2 separate regions of the Mus musculus genome follow, and region 1 is linked to region 2. Evidence: chromatin contacts called from ENCODE POLR2A ChIA-PET data. All regions are on one chromosome and are shown on one strand. Each heading gives the region's core, a stretch centred on a gene start or an enhancer-like site at or near the end of the contact. The rest is flanking DNA. Distances are from core to core; before and after follow the strand shown.

What was found. ChIA-PET counts read pairs that join two places held with the same protein, here RNA polymerase II (POLR2A).
Region 1: POLR2A ChIA-PET joins it to region 2 with 29 read pairs in Patski. The contact joins two enhancer-like sites. POLR2A ChIA-PET finds 5 or more read pairs at or near these places in 3 of 5 experiments (Patski and embryonic stem cell).

What each region holds. Positions count from the first base shown.
Region 1 is chr15:77,880,349-77,887,368 of GRCm38, forward strand. No RefSeq gene overlaps it. Among named protein-coding and RNA genes, the nearest start is that of Myh9, 42 kb to the left of the region's middle. Within about 2 kb of position 2,551, at least 2 of the 3 ENCODE cell types and tissues checked have a DNase peak (open chromatin) inside an H3K27ac peak, as active enhancers do.
Region 2 is chr15:77,818,174-77,824,548 of GRCm38, forward strand. The region is part of intron 1 of Myh9 (myosin, heavy polypeptide 9, non-muscle); the gene reads right to left. Among named protein-coding and RNA genes, the nearest start is that of Myh9, 21 kb to the right of the region's middle. Within about 2 kb of position 4,083, at least 2 of the 3 ENCODE cell types and tissues checked have a DNase peak (open chromatin) inside an H3K27ac peak, as active enhancers do.

The sequences.
Region 1 (7,020 bases), core at 1,301-3,800, 61 kb after region 2:
CAACTGCTCCACTTCACTGTCTCTCCTGCCTCTCCACAATATAATCGCACATGCTCCTGCTGGAAGTGGGCCACACGGTGGGTGGGCCTCTGGGTCTAGTTAGTTCTCTTATAATTATTATAGTTATCTTCTTGGAAGTGCTGGGGATTGAACCCAAATCCTTACACACGTGAGGCAAGCCACTGAGCTACAGGCCCAGCTCCACTTAGCTTTTTGAGACAAGGGTTGTACTGTCTTGAAGTCAGTATGTAGTGATCCACAGACTGGAGAGAAAACTCTACCAGAGGACCCAGGTTTGAGTCCCAGAACCCAAACCATAGCTCACTACTGTCTGTAACTCTAAAGCAATGGCTCTCATCCTGTAGGTGGAACGAACCTATCACAGGGGGTCTCCTATCAGATATCCTGCAGATCAAATATTTACATCACAACTTATGACGGTAGCAAAGTTACACTTACGAAGTAGCAACAGAGTAAGTTCATGGTGGGGGTCACCACAGCAGGAGGAACTGTATTAATGGGTCAGGGCCGTAGGAAGGCTGAGAACCACTGGGCTAGAGCTGCTTAGGGGATGCTTCCTTCCGGTTTCTGTGGGTACCAGACAGGCACACATGTGGTGCACAGGCATCATGCAAGTGAAACAAACACTCGAGCACATAACATAAGATAAAAATAGTTATCATAATGAAACACTTGAGATCCTCCTGCCTCAGCTTCTCAAGTGCTAGAATTACAGGCTGCATCACTGTCTTTTTATAATTCTTATCTTTTTAAAAGATTTAGTGTATGTGTGTGTGTGTGTGTGTGTGTGTGAGAGAGAGAGAGAGAGAGAGAGAGAGAGAGAGAAAGAGAGAGAGAGAGACTACATGCTCTATCTGCAGGTACACCTGTACGCAAGAAGAAGATATCCGATCCCATTACAGAAGGTTGTGAGCCACCATGTGGTTCCCGGGAATTGAACTCAGGACCTCTGGAAGAGCAGTCAGTGCTTTTAACCCCTGAGCCATCTCTCCAGCCTCTTCTTGTTATCTTTTATTGTTATTTGGATTTTAACCAGAATTCTGGGTCACACAGCGAGCTGCGTAGTGCCGATTGACACTAGAAAACACACCCTTGGTGTGAGAGGGAGAGGAGCCTGAGAAGGGAGCCTAATGACCAGGGTGGGAGCCTTGTTGCTCCCTGGTGACAAGAGAATCCTGGTGTCTTAGGGTTTTCATTATCATCATGGTGGGAAGCATGGCAGCATCATGGCAGGTATGACGCTGGAGGAGCTGAGACTTCTACATCTTCTTCCAAAGGCTTCCAGAAGGCTGTTTTCAGGTAGCTTGGAGGAGGGTCTCAAAGCCCAACTTCCTCCAACAAGGCCACACCTCCTAATAATGCTACACCCTGAGACAAGCTTATCAGACCACCACAGCTCCACTCAGAACCTCTGTTTCTTCATCTCTTCATCTAGAAGATGACTCATGCCCCGTTGGCTTCTTGGTTTGTGTAAGGATCAAATAACATTAACTGTGTGATTATGTTCCGCAGATTGTAAAAAAAAAAAAAAAAAGTCCCCGTAACAGGCTTTAATAAGGCGTGGCTCTGGGTCATTGGCATGAGTCAGCAAGTGAGGGCTAAATTGTGGAGTCAGGGTGACTCCCTAACACTCTCTGCATATGGTTCCTGGAGGCTCAGGGTGGTCCTGTGAGCTGCCCAGAGTCTTACTGCTTGCAGAGCCGAGTTTAAGGCCCTTAGGTAGAACCAAGACTCCCAGACTCTGCCCCAGTATGCCTGCTCTCCCTATCCTTGCCCAGAGCAAGCTGCTGTGCATCTCACTGCAGAGATCTGAGTACCCACTGACCCCTTTCTGATTACAGGGCCATCCTGAAACCTTACAGAAGGGTTTTAGAAGTTGGCTTATCTTTTCAGTCAGCCTCCCACTAGTAAACCACCTTTCCAAAGCACAGAAGCTCTGAAAACCAGACACTCGACAAGGGACACTCGTCACTGTGTCCTCTTGGAGTCCACCTGGCCTGGCCCTGCAGACCTGCCTGGCTGCCTAGCTTCCTGTGGCCTCCCCTCCCCTCCCATCTAAGCCACAGCCCTGAGCCTCCTTGTCTCACTGATCTAGCCAGGCTGGTACTTTTCCCTTCCCCTTCCCCAGGGGTACCGAACCTCCTGCTTAAATTCAGACATTCTGGTGTCCGAACGCAGCTTTGCACTTATCTGCTGTGTGTCCTTGCATAAGTTAGTTACCCTCTCTGATTTCACCTGTGATTTATGCAGTCACAATCACAAGGCTGTGTGAGGATATATGCTGGTGTGGCTGGCTAACGAAGTGCCCCACCCTGTGCTTGAGCTCCAGGCTCCCTTTCCTGAGGTCACAGCATAAGTGACCCTCTATCACACTCCCTGACGCTGCCTTCACTCTCCCACTCGTATAAGGATGGAATACCCCCTTAATGCCAGACTAGCCTGGACATTTGGAGGAGGATAGCCGGCATCCGGCCAGGCCTGTTCTGTGGATGACCCCCCTCCCCCTCTTCCTCCTCCAGCTCCCAACTCCCAGGGCTCGATGGGGTCAGACCTCTTCTGGCAGGCCCGGGGTTGCCCTGTGCAGTTCTGAGGGGCGACTGACCAACAGCAGGGAGGGCGTTGAGAGCCTGGGAGGGGTGTCAAGTTCCTTCTTCACACGGCTCCTGTGGGTCTTGCTGGTGCTGACCAGGAAGAAAAGCCCAGCCCTCTTCACTGGGAATGCGAAGAATTTCTTAGCCCCACTAAGAAGGAAGGGGCCGAAGCCTCTTCTCCCAGGCTCCAGAAGGAGCCAAATTGTTTACTAAAACCGCAGCCTGGAGAGGTCCCAGGGCACCAGGGGGTCTGGGGAACTGGGTAGGTTTTCTGGGTCTGACTCTCCGTAGGGGAGGAACCAAGAAAGTCAACCAGTAGCGGGGGTGGGGTGGTGGGGTGGGGTGGGGGTGGGGGTGCATGGATACCTAGGAGGGAGGGCAGCAGCTCTGTCTGGTTTCCCCGGCTCTGGGCTGGTCTCATGCATGCAGACAGCCTGGGACTCTGACTCTCCTAAGTCTCTTCTCTCTTCTTCCTGCGTCCCTTGCCTCGGGCTTCACTAGACACACGCCCCCCCCCCTTCATGGCCTCTGTTGGCAGCTGAGAGGCCATCCATGGTCACTCTGGTCAGTCCTTACCTGTCCCCCTGGTGTGGGGAGGGGAGGTTTGCTCTCCTTGAGGGCAGGGCCTTGTCCTCTGCAAAGTCCCTAGAGCCCTGTGGAACCACAGGGCTGGTCAGATGACTCTGCTTTCCCAGAAACTCTGCATCCACTCTCTTCCCCTGATACCCTGCGTCCCAAACTTTGTTCTTCTTCTCTGTCTTTCCATCTCCTCCCTGGCCTTCCTCAACCTCGCAGCCAGGGCCGCAGTACTGACTCCAGTGTTTGATCAGCTGCCTGGCGGCAGGGAGGTGGGGAGCCTGCACTCTACTGCCTCTGACCCACAGCCAAGGTCAGCAGGGCTAGCCTCCAACCTCTGGAGTCACTCTTGAAACACAGGCCCTAATCTAAGGGCCCAGGCCTTCTGGACTATTCTTAGACTGTCTTCCCTTTATCCGCCATGGCCTTGTTCTAAGAAGTCTCCCACATACAGACCCTGGAGGTCAGTTTCCCGGGGCTCAGGTATCAATCAGTCAAGGGACTTGGAACCAGTGGGTCACAGAGACAGAGACGGTAGGCATGCGGGTAGAGGACCAGAGACAGCAGTGCACTGGAGCATGTGATGCAGGACTTGGGGGAGTGTACTGGCAAGAGGAACTCCAGGGCTTGGGCAGAAGCTGGCCACCCCTAGAATGTCCGCCCCACTCCCATCCTTCACTTGTTCCCATCTGCAAAGCCTCTTTACCAGGCAAGGCAGCAAACCCATATGTTGTGCTTTATTAAAAAGAAAGAGTCTCCGGGCAGTGGTGGAGCACGCCTTTAATCAAGCACTTGGGAGGCAGAGGCAGGCAGATTTCTGAGTTTGAGGCCAGCCTGGTTTACAGTGAGTTACAGGACAGCCAGGGCTATACAGAGAAACCCTGTCTCGAAAAACCAAAAAAAGAAGAAGAAGAAGAAGAAGAAGAAGAAGAAGAAGAAGAAGAAGAGGAGGAGGAGGAGGAGGAGGAGGAGGAGGAGGAGGAGGAAGAGGAGGAGGAGGAGGAGGAGGAGGAGGAGGAGGAGGAGGAGGAGGAGGAGGAGGAGGAGGAGGAGGAGGAGGAGGAGGAGGAGGAGGAGGAGGAGAAAGAAAGAGTGGAGGATATGTTCAGGAGCCAGGAGCCAGGTATGGTGACTGATGTGGGAGGGAGGGGTGTGCCACTGCAGGCCCATGCTGACACATCCCTTCCCCCTGAGGTACCAGCCATAGGACTACATAGTGTAGAACAGAGTTTATTTAGGGCATGGGAAGGGGAGTAAGGAAGGGAGTGGAAACAAAGGGGGAAGGGGAATGGAAACAGAGAGAGAGAGAGAGAGGGGAGGCCATTTAGGAACTCATGGAAAGAGGTTGGCCTTGAACTCAATACATAGCCAGATGACCTTTAACTTCTAATTTTCCTACTTGAACCCCTGAGTGTTGGATTGGGAGTCAGCACCACCACGCCCAGTTTTAGGCAATGCTGGGGGCAGGGGGAGGGGTATCTAACTCAGGGCTCTGTGCAGGTTAGACAAGGATTCTACCAGCTGAGCTACTTTCTGCCCCCTCCCCAACTCCAGCCACAATTTCTTTCTAACCCAGCCCTAGTCCCTTCCCTAGTCTGTGTCTTTAATCTGCAACAGGCCAGACAGTGCTGGGGACAAGCCAAGAGCCAGAGTGACCTGAAAATGCAGAACCTGGGTTCGAATCCTGACTCCGCCTAGAAAAACATAGCAACCTGGAACCAATTCCTCTCTGGTGTCAGATCCGGATAATTTCCAGCCCCATTGCCTGTCTGGGCCTCATCTCCGGTTGGCAGTCACAAAGCTGCAGTTACTTAACCTCACAGCACAGTTAGCCACACCTTTCCCATGAGGCAGCACTCCAGAGATACAGTTCCCCAGTCAGCCAGACCCACCTTGGTGTCCACAGAGACTCGAGTCCAGAGGAACTTGACACATGACAGCAGCCCCACAAACATCTCCTCCCGTTCCTCCAACCAACACATACAGTCAGTCTACAGTCATTGAGACTCAGAAAGGTTAAGTGAGTTGTCCAAAGTCACACAGCAAGTAAATGCCTTAATACTGGTTCTAGTTCTTCCATTTAGCTTTTTCTACTTGACCCAGAATGCCTAAGTATGGTGCAGTGGGGGCAAGGAAAGAGGGCTCACCAGATTGGAAGCCAGAACAGCAGGGTGACACAGGAGGAAAGGGCTGGGGAGTCACTGTGGGCACCAAGGTTAAAGAAGAACTAGTGGGGGCTGGAGATATGGCTCAGCGGATAAGAGCACTGACTGCTCTTCCAAAGGTCCTGAGTTCAAATCCCAGCAACCACATGGTGACTCACAACCATCCATAATGAGATCTGATGCCCTCTTCTGGTGTGTCTGAAGACAGCTACAGTGTACTCATATAATAAATAAATAAATCTTAAAAAAAACAAAACAAAAAAAACCTTTAAAAAAAAAAAAAAAAGAAGAACTAGTGAGGATTTCCTCCACCTTCATCCAGTGAGCCACAGGGGTGGTGAAAAGCTCGAAGGCTCTGAGCTAAGCATGTGTAGGTTAAAATTCCAACATTACCACTTCCCTAGGAAACTGGCTGGCAAATGATGATAATGGCCTATGGCCAAGTCTCAGAGTCCAATTCAGGGGAATGAGACTGGCCAGATCATCCCAGGAAAACTGCGAGGCTGCTGTTATTTACTATGCCCAATCATTAGCCCAGGGTCCTGAAAATCAGCCTCATCCTGAGGAGCCCTGGCCAGGAAACTCCATAGGTGCATGAATACATACACATGGAGCACACGCACGCATGCACATTCACACACACACACACACACACACACACACACACACACATACACATACATGCTCGCACACGCGCATACACACGTGTATCAGCAATATAAAAATGCAAAAAGAAATAAAATGGTGGGCATTGTGTCACAGGCCTTTAATCCCAGCATTTGGTGGGCAGAGGCAAGCAGATCTCTGAGTTTGGGGGCAAATCTGGCCTACAGGGTGTGCTCCAGGACAGCTGGGGCTACATAGGGGAACCCTGTCTCAAAGAAACAAGAGAAGAGGAGGAGGCAGAGGAGGAGGAGCCAACCAAACAGCTGTTAAACTCGAGGTTCAGCTTTGGGTTAGGAGGAGGGGAAAGGAGGAGGAGGAGGAGGAGGAGGAGGAGGAGGAGGAGGAGGAGGAGGAGAAAGGAGGAGGAGGAGGAGGAAGAGGAGGAGGAGGAAGAGGAGGAAAAGGAGGAGGTGGCTTGGAATGTCCCCCTCCCACATGGAGGCACTCATTTCCTGAAGTCACCATCTCCCTGCCAAAAGGAGAAGGGGCAAGGGGCTTACTATCACAAAGGGGGAAGGAACATTTGATTAATTAAACCACAGGATGCTGTTAAACTTGAGGTTCAGCTTGGGGTTAAGTCTATCCTGACTCATACATGACAGAAATTAATACAAAAAAAAATTACTTGTCAGACATTTATTTAATTCAAATGCAACTGGGCATCCTGTATCCACATTTATTTATTTATTTATTCATTCATTCTCTCATCCATTCATTTCTTGGTGCTGAGGAAGTAACCCAGGCCCTTGGCAATGTTAGACAAGCAAGCCCTCTGCCCCTGAGCTGAAGCCCCTGTCCCCACCCTGTATTCTATCTGGCAACCCTGAACACAATGAGAACTCATTCTTTCTGTAAGTTCCACACTCTCTGGCCATCTGTTTAGGCTGCCACAGTGCTATCTTTGAGACTGAGTCATTTATAAACCAAAGCTGGTTACCATCCTGGAGGTGGTAAGATGTGGCTGCAGGAGGTTCTGCATCTGATAAGGCCTTCTCTGCACA
Region 2 (6,375 bases), core at 2,833-5,332:
ACTGAAAGATAACCTGATCTACATAGCAAGTTCCAGGCCAGGCAGGGTACATGGAGACCCTTCTCCAAAAAACAAACAAACAAACAAAAACAAAATAAAACACTCCACAGGTCTCGGCATGAGGGTCACTTATCTAGCTGGAGCCTTATGTGACACCATATGCCTATAACCCTAGAGAGCTTAGGGGGCTGAAGCCAGCCCAGATTCAAGGTTACACAACAAGACCCTGTGTCCAAAACAAGGAAATTCTGGGGCTAGCATGATTCTAGGATGCAACGATTAGTGTGGATGGCACTGTCACCAAGATAGGACTGTCCTTCACAACAGACTGCACTTAAAGGAATTTACGTCCTGGGACGAGGGATGACTATCCCGGGGGGCTTGTTCTCTGCTCAAAGCCTCAGGTTCAATCCCTGCAAATAAGTAAATAGTCTAAAGATCCTAATTTTAAAATTAGGATATTTAAAATTTTAAGACACACGAGAGGCGGTGTACAGAACTTCCGACAGAGCAGCTCAGTGAGTCATAAAACAAAGTTCAGCAGCAGCAAACAGTCCAGGTAAGCAACAGAGAACGGGCGGCAACGGCTCCAGAGCGAGCGAGCGAGGAGGGCAGGAGCTGTTCCAGCTCAGTGCCAGCTCATCACCTGGAGAATCCCAAGCAAATACTATGCAGTTAGTAATGCTGTGCGTCAATCAGGAGAGTGTCGGGGAGCCCATGGCTTCCTCCGTGGGCATCAGATCCCAGACGAGCACTTCCCTTCTCCACACTTCACCCAAGCACCTTCTAGTGAGCTACCTCCACCTGGAGGAGCACCCTGCCTGAGCCTCTGTCCATCTGGCTACCCAAGACAGTCATGCCAACTCCATAGACGTGACCCAATCTGATCAGGACACCGAGAGACTGTCTGTCCTATGCATCAGGAGACCCTCAGATTTCATACAGCAGATGACCTGTTTGATGGCCCTGTGCCCTGGGTTCATGTCCACCACACTGACCAACCGGCCAAACTGCAATCACAGTTTCATTTGAAGGCAGGAACTGCATCTCAGTCTTCCCAATTCTAATGTTTAGCACAATGCATGGCCCAGGGCAGGCACTCAGCTAAAGTTCCGAATAAATGAGTGAGTGAATGAATGAACAAACCAACAAACGAACAAAATTGGCTAAGAAATCACCTCCGCTTTGCCAAGGGTCAGAGTCCAGAAGAGAAGGGAGAGCTACTGAGTCAAGGAGTGAGGGGCATGGTCAGCTCATCTCCAGGAAGACCACATTATTCATGGACTGACTGTCAGACACTCAAAACAAAAAGGGAAAGCATAATTGAGGCCTTGATCTATGAAGAAAAAATGGGGTGCAGATAATTTTAATCATCCCCAAAAGGCTTTGCATGGGACTAAATTGTTTCCTAGGACTTTCTGGCACCCCAACATATCAAAACAAAGTTGGGCCTACCAGACCAATATACCAGAAAGGATGCTGGCAAGCAGGGCCTGTGCTGCACCTTTGGGTACCAGAAGGATCAGCAAAAGGCTGTCTTCACCTGCCAAACAAGGGCTGCAGCCATCAATCTCGGCCATCAGCTTAGAACTTGGAGAATCAATGGGGGCATTTGTCTTGTTCCAATCCCAAGACAAATGCTTTGAGTGCACCAAACACATAGAATGGGTATAGTTTGGGGGCCAAAAAGACCAGGGCTCAAATTCCACAATCTTCTGTTGTCTGCTCACAACTCTTGTGACCTGAAAGCTAGGTAATACGGTAATACTTCCGCTTCAGAAGGGGGGGGAGGGGGACACAACTGCTGAAGGAGCTACAGTTCACATTCCCACAGAGATGTAATGTTTCACATTTCTACTTTGTCCTGCTCCACGAATGACTCCCCACCCTCCCTAGGAAGGGTCCCTGTGACTCTGCAGGTTCTGCTCCCCGCAGAGGAAGTGTACAGTACCACAGCCTCCTGCGGAGCTCTGATGCAGGCCAAAGGAAGCCTGCCTATGTTCATCCGATTAGGCTTGGCTCTCGAGAAGATCCTGTGGGGGAAAAGACTGCTCCAAGCTGATCTGGGAAATGCTGACAGGATGTGCGCACGAACTGTGCCAGAAGAGCTGGACCTGCGCCTGGCCTGGCACTGGCCACCTGTTTGTTACCTAACCCTGGGCCTCAGCTTTCACACTTGCAAGATGTCTACTGGGGGTGCTGCTAAGCTCAAAGCACACAAGGAGCCTTGGCACAGACACCTAGGACAGTGGCTATTCATAGGGAGGGTACACAAAGGGGCCACTCTGCCTCAAAGCCAGCTTCTCAGTAGCCTCAGGTTGTGAGGGGTGGAGATAGAAGCTGCCAGAGAACTAGGATCCTCTCACCCCCACAAACACACAAACACACACACACACACACACCCCTCAGGAATGTTGTTTGCTTACAGAAGAAGCTAGGACCTGTTTGTATTAGCAGTTCTCCAACCCAGGCCCAAGCTGATGCTTGGCAGATAAGGAAAACAGAGAAAGAAGGCCCAGAGGAATTCAGCCCAAAGCCTGCCTGGCTGCCTTCTTCTAAAACTGGCATGTGGCCTGTGGTCATCTTCACAATGCCCTCTGCCCAGCAAAGGACGCCAGAACATATTCTCATGCACAAAATTGAGGCATGAGAATTTCATGTGTAGATTCCATCCTAGGCAGTAAATGTGGGGTGAATTTACAAGGGGCTGGAGGCATCACCAACGCCTGCCTAAACAGATCTTATCAGCCATTTAGGAATGTGGACTTTATTCTAGGGACAGTGAGGGAGGGGAAATGACATCATCGGCTCTGTATTTTAGAGTTCACCCTACATACTTCACTGAGGGGGTGGGTAGCCACATATGGGAAGCTGGCAGTTGGAAAGTCCTGGACCAGGGTAGAAAGAGTAGGGGACTCAGAGGGGTTTCAGTTCCCAGAGCAAACAAAGTAGGAGACTCAGAAATCAGCTCCCAGTGTAGACAAAGTAGGGGACTCAGGGGATCCAGTTCGCAGTGTAGACAAAGTAGGGGACTCAGGGGATCCAGCTTCCCAGTGTAGACAGGGTAGAGGACTCAGGGGATCCAGTTTCCAGTTTAGGGAGTTTCCAGCATGGGAGTTCCAGGGGGATCCAGGCAGGCAGGGTAGGGATTAAAACTAGGAGAACAAGACAAAAGCTGCCAGATTTTACCTTCTGACCCCTACCCCAATTCCCAGAAGTCCTACAGTCACAGCCGCCCAGATGACATGTTTGCAGTGTGTCAGGGACCCTATGTAGTACATAGCACAAGAACTCCAGGACAGACATGAGTCTCCTCCACGCAAACCATTTCTATATGAATGAATAAGTCAGTCTGGGAAGAAAGTGGTATGAGCCACTCCCAACAATGCATCGTTCCACTTTGAGGGCAAACGGCCAACACAGGCCTCTGGAGCCCAACCCAACACCCAAGGCCTTCGACAATCTTTCCCCAGTGCCTTTACCAGCGTTGTCTTTCCTCACATCATCCCCCAGACCAGCAGTATGCCCCCTCCTGTTTCCTGCTGAATGAGTCTTCTAAGCCCTAGGCATGGCCCTCACCCAGCAGCCCGCTTATTCCTAATGCTGTGGTATAAATTATCCCTGTCTACCCCGACCATGGCCCAACTCAGTCCTGCCCTAGAATCTCTGCTACTCTGCTTATTTTCCAAGGTACAGAACTGTTTCCTCTGCCCCTCTTTACAATCCAGGGTCCCCAGGTCAATGCTGTGGGAAGGAACTGTACTTTTCAAAACACTTAAGTATGTCTTCTGGGGTCCTAGCACCTAGAACCTTGGCACTCAAGTCTCCAGGACAAAGGGAGGGAGGAAGGGAGATAAGGAAAGGACAGAAGAGGGGGAGGGGGAGAAGGGGCAGGGAGAAGAGGGAGAAGGAGATGGGGGCGGGGCCTTCAACAACAGGTTAGGCAGTCTTGGCCCAGAGCTAAGGCCAGACAGGTAGCAGGCGGGGCAGGGGTTGCAGATAAGTCATTTACACTGGCCTCTGGCTTAAATTTTAATTGCTTCAATATTTGCACAGTGAGCTCACACTGGAGCCTCACCTGCATGTAATGAGCTTTCACTCAGCCATCAGGAGCTGCAGGGAAGCAAGTTATTCCAGGAAGAGATTCCCAACCAGATTGGGGCAGCCGGTCCCTCCCCTTACCGCTCCTGCTTGTCCCCTCCCTGTCCCTCAAGTTTGATAGGTTGGCAGACCACTTCAGGGTTGCTGTCTCTGGGCGGAGCTGTGTAGCCCAGTGGTGTGCTCTCACAGACAGCTTCTCCCAGTTTGCTGGCTGCTGCCGACACATGCAGGAAGGTAACTTGGAGCCCTGCAAACAGTGAGGTTCCTTCCTTCCCTTTGGTTCTGCTGAGAGAGGGGTTTTTTTCCCCCTCTCAAGCGTATGAGCATGGCTTGCTGAAAACCAACGCAGAAAAATAACCATACTCGAAAACTTTAATTATATGGTAGTGTCTCTGGGAAAATGCAGAATGCCTGTCTCCAAGTCCACGTCACACTGCTGAGCAGTGCAACCCAGGGCCAGAACGAGTCCTGGGCCTGGTGGTAGCTCAGGCTCAGGCCTTCAACACAGAAGGCAGAGGCAGGCAGATCTGTGAATTTGAGACTAACCAGGTCTCCTTGGCAAATGCCATGGCAAGGTCCTGTCTATAGATAAGTACACAACTAACTCCATGGTTTCTGAAAGCCACTGTATCTCAAACCCACCAGGTCTTCAGCAACATATTTTCTCTACTGATAGTTAAATTTTTTTTTTAATTTCTTTTTGCTTTATTTGGGGGTGGTGCTGAAATTTCCAAACCAGAGCCTTACACAAATTACCAGAGTCAAATCTCCAGCCCCTAAAAAATTATTTTCTAAGCTGAATTATAGAGCCACTTCCCCAAATAATCTCATTCTTCTATGCAGCTGGCTGCCCAACACGGGTGGGTGTTGGATAATGCCTGACCTGATCTGACCACAAGGAGGAAGAAGGAAGGGTCTAATATTCCTTTCCTAAATGTTAGAATTCCAGGAATCGAGTCCAATAAAATATCTATCTCCCTTCCTCTCTCCCTCTTGCTCTCTGTGTGGGTTGGGGGGAGGGGACAGTGTCCACGGCAGGTCAGCATCCAGTCTTCCTCACTGAACTCAGAGTGTCTAGTCCTGAGGTCTGCCTTGCACACTCACACAGCCATACTATCTGTCTGCCACACCTCACTGTCCAGACGTCAGTGTACAAGCACACACAGGTCCAGGCCTCTGGAACCACAGAGGATCACTGTCACCATAGCCCCTCCACCTTGTGGGCAACTGTGCGACAGACACTAACCCTTGTTTCTAGAACACAAGCGACAGTCCCAACAGTCTCCCTTAACTGATCCTGCAACTACCGGAGTGAACTCTGACCATGAACACCACTCCTGGAAGGAGGAGGACATAGTAAATTTCAGGAGAAATCAGACTCAGCAAGATAACTCACAGGAGACTCTGGGCCTCAGGCAATTCCCGCCGCCCCTGTGGTGACTGGAGAAGCAGAGAGGTAAGGAAAATCTGGCCTAACTCTAGAACCACTCTGGAAGATACCAGGCCATGGGAGCAGGGTTTGGTGGCCCCAGACAAGCAGCCCCTCCCCCTACAGTGTCTCCTGCTCTGTCATGAGTTCTCTGTCATGGCTGAATTCACAATGAGTCAGTCATTGGTGCTGCATACTTCGGGGGGCTTGAAGTCACACCCTGCCTAAACCAACTCAACATGATTTATCCCTTCCAAGAAAGCTGTTCTTTCCCAAAATGTTGTCAAGAGCTCTAGTCAGAATTTGGCCTTGCAAAGGGCTGGCTTCCAGATTGGTCTCCAGGATAAGATCAGCTCAGACCTGTAGGAAGAAACTGCACAGGGTCAGAGCTATGAGAGCCCCCACCCCAACCCCAGAGCACTTCATTCAAGGAGCTCTGGCTTTTATTTTTCATCTCAAGCCACAGGAGGACACACACACACACACGGACGGACGGACGGACAGACGGACGGACGGACACACATTTCCAAACTTTTTTTTTTACAAACACCAGCCAGCTTCACAAAATGCTTGCTGGATGCTGGGTGCTTAGATTTTTTCACTGGAATGAACTTTCTTTCATTTCTGGAAACACCAGTACCACCCATTTAAAAATAATTTCAAGATCTCCCCTAAGCCTGAGCTGACAGTCTGAAAACATCCACCTGACTCAAACTTCCCTAGGCAGAGGAGCCAAACACTGGTGAAGCCACCTGCTGGACCAAGTCCCACCTTCAATTAGGCCAAGCAGAACTCCCAAGTCCAGAGCCAAAGGGAGATCCAAGCTCTGGCAGGCCAGAACCAGA